2 separate regions of the Homo sapiens genome follow, and region 1 is linked to region 2. Evidence: read pairs that join two places in POLR2A ChIA-PET (ENCODE). Cell type or tissue: IMR-90. All regions are shown on one strand.

The links. Peaks named below come from ENCODE experiments on the same cell type or tissue, not always from the same donor. Only the 100,000 strongest peaks of a DNase experiment are listed, where the experiment ranks them.
Region 1: POLR2A ChIA-PET joins it to region 2 with 15 read pairs; 7 of 35 experiments call an interaction of 5 or more read pairs at or near these places.

Annotation. Positions count from the first base shown.
Region 1 is chr1:59,744,696-59,749,695 of GRCh38, forward strand. The region is part of intron 14 of FGGY (FGGY carbohydrate kinase domain containing); the gene reads left to right. Among named protein-coding and RNA genes, the nearest start is that of MIR4711, 14 kb to the left of the region's middle. In IMR-90, no CTCF peak of the experiment used is centred here; no DNase peak of the experiment used is centred here.
Region 2 is chr1:58,762,298-58,767,297 of GRCh38, forward strand. It overlaps LOC105378751 (a long non-coding RNA gene), which reads left to right. Exons shown (of 4, transcript XR_007066137.1): 1 at 1-3,890; 2 at 3,990-4,200. Among named protein-coding and RNA genes, the nearest start is that of JUN, 19 kb to the right of the region's middle. In IMR-90, no CTCF peak of the experiment used is centred here; DNase peaks (open chromatin) are centred at 674, 1,104 and 2,194; H3K4me3 peaks cover 310 bases; H3K27ac peaks cover 2,698 bases.

The sequences.
Region 1 (5,000 bases), 980 kb after region 2:
CCTACCCCTGATTCATTCATTAATTCATTAATCCATTTACTCATTCATTTAATTCTTTCAACATGTATTTATTACATTTTTGCATTATTTATATCAATTTTGGGGAATACAGAGAAAGTTAATGGCTTCTACCCTTTGACATCTCACAGTCCAGTGGGGAGACGTAAGAAAACAGACATTTATCCTACTGTGTGCTGAATGATAAGACAGAGGAAAATCAGTGAGCTTTGGGAACATGGAAGAGATTATAAACACATAATAAAGAGAGTTTAAAAGGGCACTACAGTGATTTGCTTTGGACCTGCATTCCACACCTGTCACTCTATCTGTCTGACCTCTGCTCTCTCTATGCTCCTGGCTTCTAGCCCTTCTCTTACTTTGGTACCATCCTTAGCCTCTCAACTCCTGGCTTCAGATTCGATGTCTTTGCTTGTCTTTTTCCTCTGGAAGTTGGTTTGGAATGGATTCTGGCTTGGCTAGAGGGTTTCTGTATCGTAAACAGTCTAAGGCCAGCTCCAAAGTCTAGGCCAGAATATCTAGGCCCCACTACCAAAATGGCTCTCGCTTAGAAGAATTGGAGATCCAAAAGCAGGGAACTTGAAAGAGCATGGAGGGATAGATGGATGGATAGATTCCTTGCCTCTTAGCTTCGATTATTCACCTGCCTAAACCCAGAGCAGTTGGCCTAGTGACTAACCAACATCCCTTGCAGCTCAATCATTATTCATTATGTTAATATTATCACACATTTTGATTCTTTGCTGTCGATTTGGTTGCTGATCTGCTGGCCAAAGGATCATCATGGGAAGGAATTACTATTGAAGCAGGCAGTGCAAATTTCAAAAGTGTTCAGACCCTGCGGCCTTTCATGATATTTCACTTTCTTGAGTTGCAGTCTCCCATTGGCCTGCTCCTTCCGAAGCAGATTTTGTCCCTTGTAGCCATAAGTGAAGCATATCCTGGCTAAATGTTTCTGTGGACTGAAGGTAGCTATTGAATTGGGCAGTTAAGAGAATATTGCAGATTCTTGTCGGTAAATGACACAAAAGATGATGGACTCTAAGCTAGCTATGGAAGAAATTAGAGCCAGACAGGGCACATGAATTGAAAGAAAATGAAGTGATGGAGATTCTGGAAGTTGCTTTAAAGTGGAGAAGGACATTTGCTAAGAATGATAGAGTACATGAGAGAATTGGACTGAAGGGCAATGGAATTCAGAAAGTGGCTGTTGGTATATTGTAATATTCATAAGTATAGCAGTCTCAAGGGGGGCTGTGGGAGTATTGAAGTGAAATGGAGATGAAGGTCCCGGAGGTGGAAACATTTTGAAACCGTCTAACAGTGGAACATTGGATGGGTCTTATGAGCAGATGCTGAAGTTGTCCAGGACAATGATAAACCTCCAGGTAGATAGGGAGGCTTGTGATCTAGGAGCCTTAGCCTCATTTAACATAGGGACAGAAACAAGAGGCTGACAGTGACAGCAGTGAGATGCAGGGGAGACATGTGTCATTGTATCTCCATCATTAGGTGGCATAAACCTCAGAGGAACAGGCTTTTTTGCCTGCAACTGCAGGAATACTTGTCTGGAAATGATAATGAGGAGGCCTGAGAATAATGACTGTTATCACCTTCCCCAACCCACCTGAAACATACACACATGGCAACACTTACCTTTCAATAAAGTTTCTGGGAAAATAAAGTTTATTTCAGTTGATAGGTACATAGTAATAATAACAATATCTGCACTTTTAAGCATTTAGTCCATCCAATAGGCCTATAAAATAGGTATTAAAACTTCCCTTTTTTTGAGACAGCATCTTACTGTGTCGCCCAGGCTGGAGAGCAGTGGCACAATCGAGGTTCACTTCAGCCTCAACCTCCCAGACTCAAGGGATCCTCCTATCTCAGTCAGCCTTCTGAGTAGCTGGGCCTACAAACACGTACCATCACACCTGGCTAATTTTTATTTTATGTTTTTGTTGAGATAGGGTTTCCCTATCTTGCCCAGGCTGGTTTCAAACTCGTTTCAAGCGATCCTCCCACCTCAGCCTCCCAAAGTGCTGGGATTACAGGTGTGAATCACTGCATCCAGCCTAAAATTTCCATTTTTAAAATGAGGAAATTGAGACTCAGGATGTTCATGGCAGAACTAGGGTTTGGATTATGATCTAAATATCACTGAAGTCTTTGTTTCACAGCAAATGTTTAAAAGTATAGGTTCCAAAGCCATATGTTTTCTTGTCTTTGAACTGGGAATACAAACTAGGTAACGTATTTAATAATATAGTGCTAGGCCATAGTAAGTACTCAACAAATATCAGTTGCCATTATAATTATTGTTATTGAGTTACTATTATTTAATTACAGCTCACGGCAGTACTATATACCTTCTCAGCCTCACATATCAGCAAGATCATATTTTTTTCCAGTCAACAATAGATTATTAGATGAGTGACAGCTTGCAGTTTTGGAACCTATCATCTGTCTGATGCTTTTAGCAAGAAGCTTCCTATTTTTACTTTGAGAAATCCATAAGAAGTAAGTCAAACTCATGTAGATGGGATGAATACTTGCTCCCTATTCATGTTTGGATCCAACTCTTTTGCAGCCAGGCCATATATTAGGACCCCATCTCAGAGTATCACAACAGAGGTTGATGGCCTTACCTAGTATAAAACCACTCCCCTGTGCCGTATTTGCCCATGACTGAATCGGAATGAAACTTTCCCTTGCTAGGAAAACACTGTGGGTATATTCTCTGTCGGAGTGTGCTGAGCAAAACCCTAATAGAATGTACCGTGAGGAATAAGGAGTAACTTGTCAACTGAGAGTTAATCAGAAAACCACATGTGCACAAAACCAACAGATTGCAGAGCTGGCAAAGACTTCAGAGATAATTTACTCCAACCCCCTCATTCTACTGATAAAGAAAGTGAGTCCCAGGGAGGGGAAGGGTCTTGCTCAGGGTCATACAGCTGGCAGTAATTTTGTTTGTTTCAATAATTAATATGAACAGTCATTCTATACATCAGTGAATCCACCTTCCTGCCTTTGTAAGCACAATATAATGACCATAATTGAATTTGTCTTTGACAGTGAAGAAAGCAGGCTTTTAGGGCTTTACAGGGCCCCAAAGTCATCAGAAGAAAATAAATTGTCATGAACTAAAGCTGGAGATCTGCCTGTTGACTGTGAGCTTCTTAAGGAATGGGCCTGGTCTTATTCATGAGCTAAAGCAAGTTTCAAATCCTGGCTTAGCCCTTTACTAGCTTAAGCAAGTACTTAACCTCTCTGAGCCTTTATTTCCTCATTGTAAATTTAAATAATAAGACCTTCCTCAGAGACTGTTAGTGAGGATCAAGGGAGGCAAGATCTGTATACCAGTACCTTGCGTAAAATAGGCATTCAATAAACTTGCACTTTCACCTTACATTTAACAAATGTCCTGCTAAAAGCTAGGGATACTTCAAAGAAAGGAAAGCCAACGACTCCACTTTCATGGAGCTTAGATTCAGGAGGGAGGAGAGCAGAGGTGAGGACCACAGAGAAGCAGGCAGACAATAAACAATTAAAAATATAATTTCAGATGATGATGTGCTATCAAGGGTTATGAGGAAAAGAAAATGAGATGATGTCATAGATGTTTAGGAGAGTGCACTGCTTCTGCTAAGAGTGGCCAAGGGCAGTCTTTTCAATATTATGTTTGAAGAGAACCTAAATCATATGGAAAAAGCCAGACAGTCAAAGATCCTGGAGAAGACCATTCCTGAGAGATTCAGAAAGGCCTTAGGCAGGAGGAAGGTTGGCATGTTCAGCCAGCAGCAAGATGGCCAGTGTGTTCCCAGCATGGCCAGCCCAGTAAGCAGGGCATGAGATGAGACTGGAGACATCTGCATAAACTCCATCCTGAAGTTCTAGTCCACCCTATGACATTTGAGTTTTATTCAAAAAGCGATGGAACACTGTTGCAAGGACGTGTTAAAAAATAAATATTGGTCTTTGTCCCTAGTTCCTGGCACACAGCTTCTAAAATTCTTGGAATCCCTGCTAAAAGCTAGGGATACTTCAAAGAAAGGAAAGCCAAGGACTTCACTTTTATGGAGCTTAGATTAAGCTCCATGTGTATGGTAATGAGATGACTGATGGCTGAGAACCCCTCCGTAGCATCAGGATGGGGGCTGGTCACCAGAAAGACCAAGGCATGATTAGAGGGTTGAACTTTCAGCCCCTCCCCTGACCTTCCAGAATGAGAAAGGGGCTAGAGATTGAGTCAATCACCGATGGCCAATGATTTACTCAATTATACCTAAGTAATGAAACCTTCATAAAAACCCCTAAATGATGGGGTTTAGACAGCTTCTGGATTGGTGAACACAGGGAGGTATTGAGAGGATGGCATGCCTGGAGGAGGCATGGAAGCTCACTGCACCACTGCACCTCCCTCCCCTCATACCTTGCTCTATGTATCTCTTCCATTTGGCTGTTCCTGAATTTTATCCTTTATAATAAACTGGTAATAGTAAGTCAACCGTTGTCTTGAACTCCATAAGCCGATTCTAGCAAATTATCAAGCCTTGGGGGGTGGAGTTTGTGGAAACCTCCAATTTGCGGTCAGTTGGTCAGAAATACAGGAGACCCAGGACTTGTGATTGGCATCTGAAGTGTGGGCAGTCTTGCTGGACTGAGCCCTGAAGCTGTGGGGTCTGACACTAACTAACTGGGGTCAGTGTCAGAATTGAATCAAATTTAATTATAAGTCATGCAATTGGTGGCAGGAGAGTTGGAGAATTGGTGAGTGTGAGGAAAAAACCCATACATTTGGTGTCAGGAGTGTTGTAGGTAAAAACAGCCCAGAGAGGTAAAATCATTCATTGATTCATTTAACAAATCCTTATAGATTAACTATTCTGGCCAGGCACAGTTCTTGGTGTGGTGCATGAATCCAATACACACCCCTGGCCACATGGAGCTTGCATGCTAAAGGGATAATAAATATC
Region 2 (5,000 bases):
TTGGCCATGTCAGAAGGATCAGGGAAGGCCTTACTGAGGCATGAGGCTTCCTGGTGTGAATAGCAGTTAACAGGTGGAGGGAGACCAGGTTCCAGGTGGAGGAAATAACATGTGTGTGGGCTCCTTTCCAGAAGAGCTGGAGAGAAGAGAGATGAAAGGAAGGTGATGCAGGATGAAGCTGGAGGAGTAAGAAGGGGTTTGATGATATAGCAGGCCCAGTCAAAGAATCTTGTCTTTATCCTAAGAGTCAAGAGAAGTTGCTGAGAATTTTTAAGCAGGAAAGGGTGATGATCATATTTATATTTTGGAAAGATCCTCCAACCTGCTCTCTGTGTTAAAACAGTTGAGTTCATATATCTTCTGGCTGCAATAATGGGAATGAACACAAGGCAGGACAGAGTACATGGGGGGAGGCCGGTTAGCAAGCTAGTGTTGAGTTCAGAAGGAAGATGATGTTCTTTTGACTAGGATGCTGGTGATGGAGGGCAATGAAAAAATCTGAGAGATAAATAGGAGCTAAATCAACAATATAATGGGCTGAACATGGAGGAGAAAAAAAGAAAAGAGTCAAACATATCTTCTAGGTTCCTCTCTGCCATGCATAATTGGATGGATGGAATACCATTCACTAAAATGAATCACCACTTGGCTTTGTTCTAAGACTGCTGTGTACAGTTGTGTGAGTTGTGTACTACACCAGGGCATCTGGCTAATTAACAAAGGCAGAAGCTGAAAGTCAGCCCATTCTCTGCTTGCCAAGACACATATCCCCATGTAGGGTCATGTCTACCCAGGTGGGAGGGGCAGCTTCTTATAATTTGCAAAAAATAGCTATCCATTTGGCTAGATAAAAAGTTATACCTTTTAACCAGCATTGCAGGCATCCAAGAAGGCCCACATAGGGTACTACGAGTGGGAGGGAGCACTAAAGGTGGTAAAGCCAGGGCCAGGATACCTGGATGGTAGAGACAAGGGCTGAAGAAGGTGATGAGAAAATGAGAGAGTGCAAAAAATATCAAGCTCAGTTTATTTATCCTGCAGTGGCTATCTCTGGCATTTCCTGGACTCCTGACCCACAGGGAGGGATCCTGCCTGTGGCTCACCCTTCCTGTTATTTTAATTCTTTTGTTGGATGCCTTTAATGAATGTAGACATGGACACTCATACATCAGAGAGCAGAAGTACTTTAAGAACCATCTAGCCCTACTCTTTCATTACACGGATGAGAACGCTGAGGTCCAGGGAAATGGAAAGCTTTGCTCTGTCTCCTGCTGGGACAAGATCCTTAATCGCCTGATTCCTCACATCATGCTGATCTTTCCTCTAACAAGAAATTGACTGAGCTTTCACAGACAACGAGGCAACACCTGAAAGAGCAAAGATACCAAGTCAGATTCATCTGAGTTTGGATCTCTGCTTGCCATTCTTTGTTGTGTGATTTTTGACAAGTTACTTAATCTCTCCAAGCTTCACTTTCCCCACCTGTAAAATGAAGATTAAAAACACCTTGAAGGTGGGCTGTGAGGATTAACGTAAAGCCTTTGGGATAGGGTCTGATATTCACGAGCCACCATCTAGACCACATTCTCTACTTATGTTGACTTCTCCAGCCCCTGTCTCTTCCCTACCCTTTCTCTATTCTCAAAGGGTTTGCAGGGATTCTGCAGAAAATTTATTCTTTGGAAATTCTTTGTGGAACTCAACACAAATTCAGCATATCAAATAAACGAAATATTAAGAAATGACTCTACCTTTTCCCCTAACCTTTCACTTAGGGTTCTGATCCCTAAGATGCAAATGGCAATTAACCCTGCACCCCACACTAGCCCTCTACCTCTCCCTATGATGACTCTGCACAGATCTCAGGAAGCTTTATGTGAAAATAACACCTTGGAACTAGAAGCAGAAGGAACTAGAGAGGTTTCTGCTGGAAGCATAATATAAAAGCCAGTTTTGAAGAAGGCGGGGGGTGGTGGGGGCTCAGAAAAATGAGCGATTACCAGAAGGAACTTTTTTTCTCCCAACATGATTTTTGATGGCTCATAGTTACTTTCATTTGTTCCGTGACTTTGAGAGGCTGACAAATAGCAGCCTCATTCTGAATGCCTATTGTTACTCCTGAGGTTTTATGTAGAGTAGAAAAGATTGTTTTGAACGTTTCTCATGGACAAGTGGAAGCTGTACTCTTGCTACAAATGATTCATGTGGGAGAAATGATATATAAACAAGATTGCCTGCTTGGAGAGTGGATGAGAGGGTGAGTTATTTCAGAAGGGCTCTTCACTTTCATGCCAGCAAATGATAAAAGCTAGCTCTCAGAATGGCAGGGGTGCTATGGAATGGAGGCTTCAGAAACTTTTTGACTCTTACATTTTATAGTCAATGTCAAAAAAATGTATTATAAATTTCTGACTAAGTCCAGTTACTTTTTCATGGTGATGTAGCAATAGGTTGATTCAACCTTGGGCCTTGTCCTGTCAGTGTGTTGAGGCTGAAAGAGCCTGGGTTCTGGAAGCTGAGCCTCTGGGGTAAGGTAGGTGCCTAAGGGGCAAAATTTCAGGAGGCACCTACTCTCAGGGTCATACAGGCACAGAGTCAGCACTTGCACAATCCTGTAAGTGAGTGCCTCCTTAAATTTTGCCCTCTGGGTCACCCTCTTTTCTCACCCAAATCCGGGCCCTGGAATTGAATTAGAATCAAGACTCCATCACTTATTGGTGGTGCAACTTTAGGGAATCAGTTAGGATTAGTCTTGGCTATAACAGAAAAAAGCCAAGTGAGAGTGGCTTATTTCTCTATTACATAAAAATCTAGAGCAATACAGGACAGGGCTGGCATAATGTCCCCATTGCATAAAGTCATCAGATCCTAGTTCCTTCCAGTGCACTTTTCTGCCATTCCAAGGGTTTTGCCTTCATGATTCAAAATGACACATCCACATTCTAGGCAGCAGGATGGAGGAAGGTGACTAAACCATGTGACTATATTACTGATTTTTAAAATATAACAAAATTATAATTATAAACATGTAGAATAGATTGTAAAAGCCCAAACAATACAAAAATAAAATATATTTTTGGATTGTTAAATCACCTATAATTGTTATTTCTATCAGCCCCACTCCAAATTCCCAGCCTAAGCATCTAGTTTATTGCAACTATTAAGGACTGAGCCAGTCTTGATTCCCACAATTGAAAATGTTTTCAGAAGGAATTATTCTTATGGAAGCTCATAAAATGTTCTTAAACCCATAGGTTTGAAAATAAGAAAATTATCTAGAGTGGAGTGGTAGACAGCTGAGTTATCTGCCTGCCCAGCACTCACTTCCCATTCTGGCAGGCATACTTCAATTTTGGTTTGGGGAACAAACTACCAGGTTCCTTTGCTTACAGACTTGGTAGAAATTGTCATTTGGGCTACAGATGGGAAGACGTAGAAATGTAACTCAAACTAGGACCATAATATCCCTCTCTCTTCGAATAATTTGTCTCTTGGATATGGTTAAAAAGCATAGACATATGACTGGGGATCATTTTCTCTAACAGAGACATGGAACTCAAACAAATTCCCTGAGCTGCTTTGGATCCTGTTCTTTCTGAGGCCTGATACTTCAGCGTCTTCAAATCTAATTTGCAATGCCCCATATCCTTCCAGTACACCTCTTCTATTTAAGTTACCTAGAGTCCATTTATGTTGCTTGCAATCAAGAACCCTAACTGACAAAAGAAGCTATTCACTTTTCTACCCAAATATTTGAAATTATACAGGTTGGTCTCTCCTACCTTGTTAATTATACCTGTTTTCTTCTCCAGCTTTTCCCAGGTGAGGCCATTAATGCCTCCACCCATAGGCTTAACCCTGCCCTGTTTCTGAGCCAACTCTAAAGTGAGGTATGAAGAGTCTCGATTTTTTACTGGGTGGGACTTAGAATTAAGTCATCTCCCTAATATCTGGGTTGTAGTGACTATGAGGTTTGATTTCATACTCAGGAATAGGACTAAAGAGGTGGTGGGTGAGTTGCATGCAGGATACCAAAGGATAAATCCTGGGGGCTTCCAGAAGTTCCAGAGGAATTACCTAGAAGGCATCATTCCAAGGAGGAAAGAGGCCAAAGCATCACATAGACTTCATAAAACAAGGGACCTTGCCTATCTTATTCCCCACTGTATCCCCAGTACAAAAAATTATGTCTGGCTCATGGTAAGTACTCAGGAAGTAAGTAGTCAGGCTGAATAAAAGAGGGAAAAAGCAATGGCAGTAAGAAGGGCTGAGATTTGTGGGGATAGAAATCAAGTGAAGAGGTGAGGTGACATTGCAGAGATGGAGTGAGGTCAGTGAGTAGAAAGGGGAAAGATGCAAAGTTAAGAGTGCAAGAGATGCTGACTTTTACAGGTGCCAACCGAGGCAGTCACTGGGACAATTTCTGGTCTTTCACAATATTTTCTTGAATTATCTTCTCTGCCAATGACATCTCTCAAACAAAGTTAACCTCAGGAAAACCTATAGCTGCCATATTCTGCCTCTTTGCCTGCCCTCCTTCCTTCTCCCTGCTGGCTTGGCCCAGCCCAGCAGAATGACATTTTGTGTTGGTCCTTCCTCTTGAGTGTTGACCATTTCCCTGTCTTAATCCCTAACCCAAGGCCTGGTGCTCTTATAACCTGCTGTGCTCTTCCATGTTCTCCCTACTAAGATGAGAGACTCATCAATTTCCCTGACAGGTCCCTGAGATGCCGTCACCAAAGTCTGGTTTCTTAAATGATGACCTGGTTAATACAAACAAGAATGAAAAAAGACCCCCACAACTAACATATATCGGGCACTTACAAAGATCAGGTCCTGAGCAGTGCTTTTAACTTTTGTACAGTACTCATCACAAACCCATGAATTAAATATTATTTTGGTATGAACTGCTAGTTGCCTACCCAGTATTCATTCTCCCATTCACAGATGTTAAAGACTACATTTCCCAGCTTTCCTTGCAACTAGGAGTAGCCAAAGAA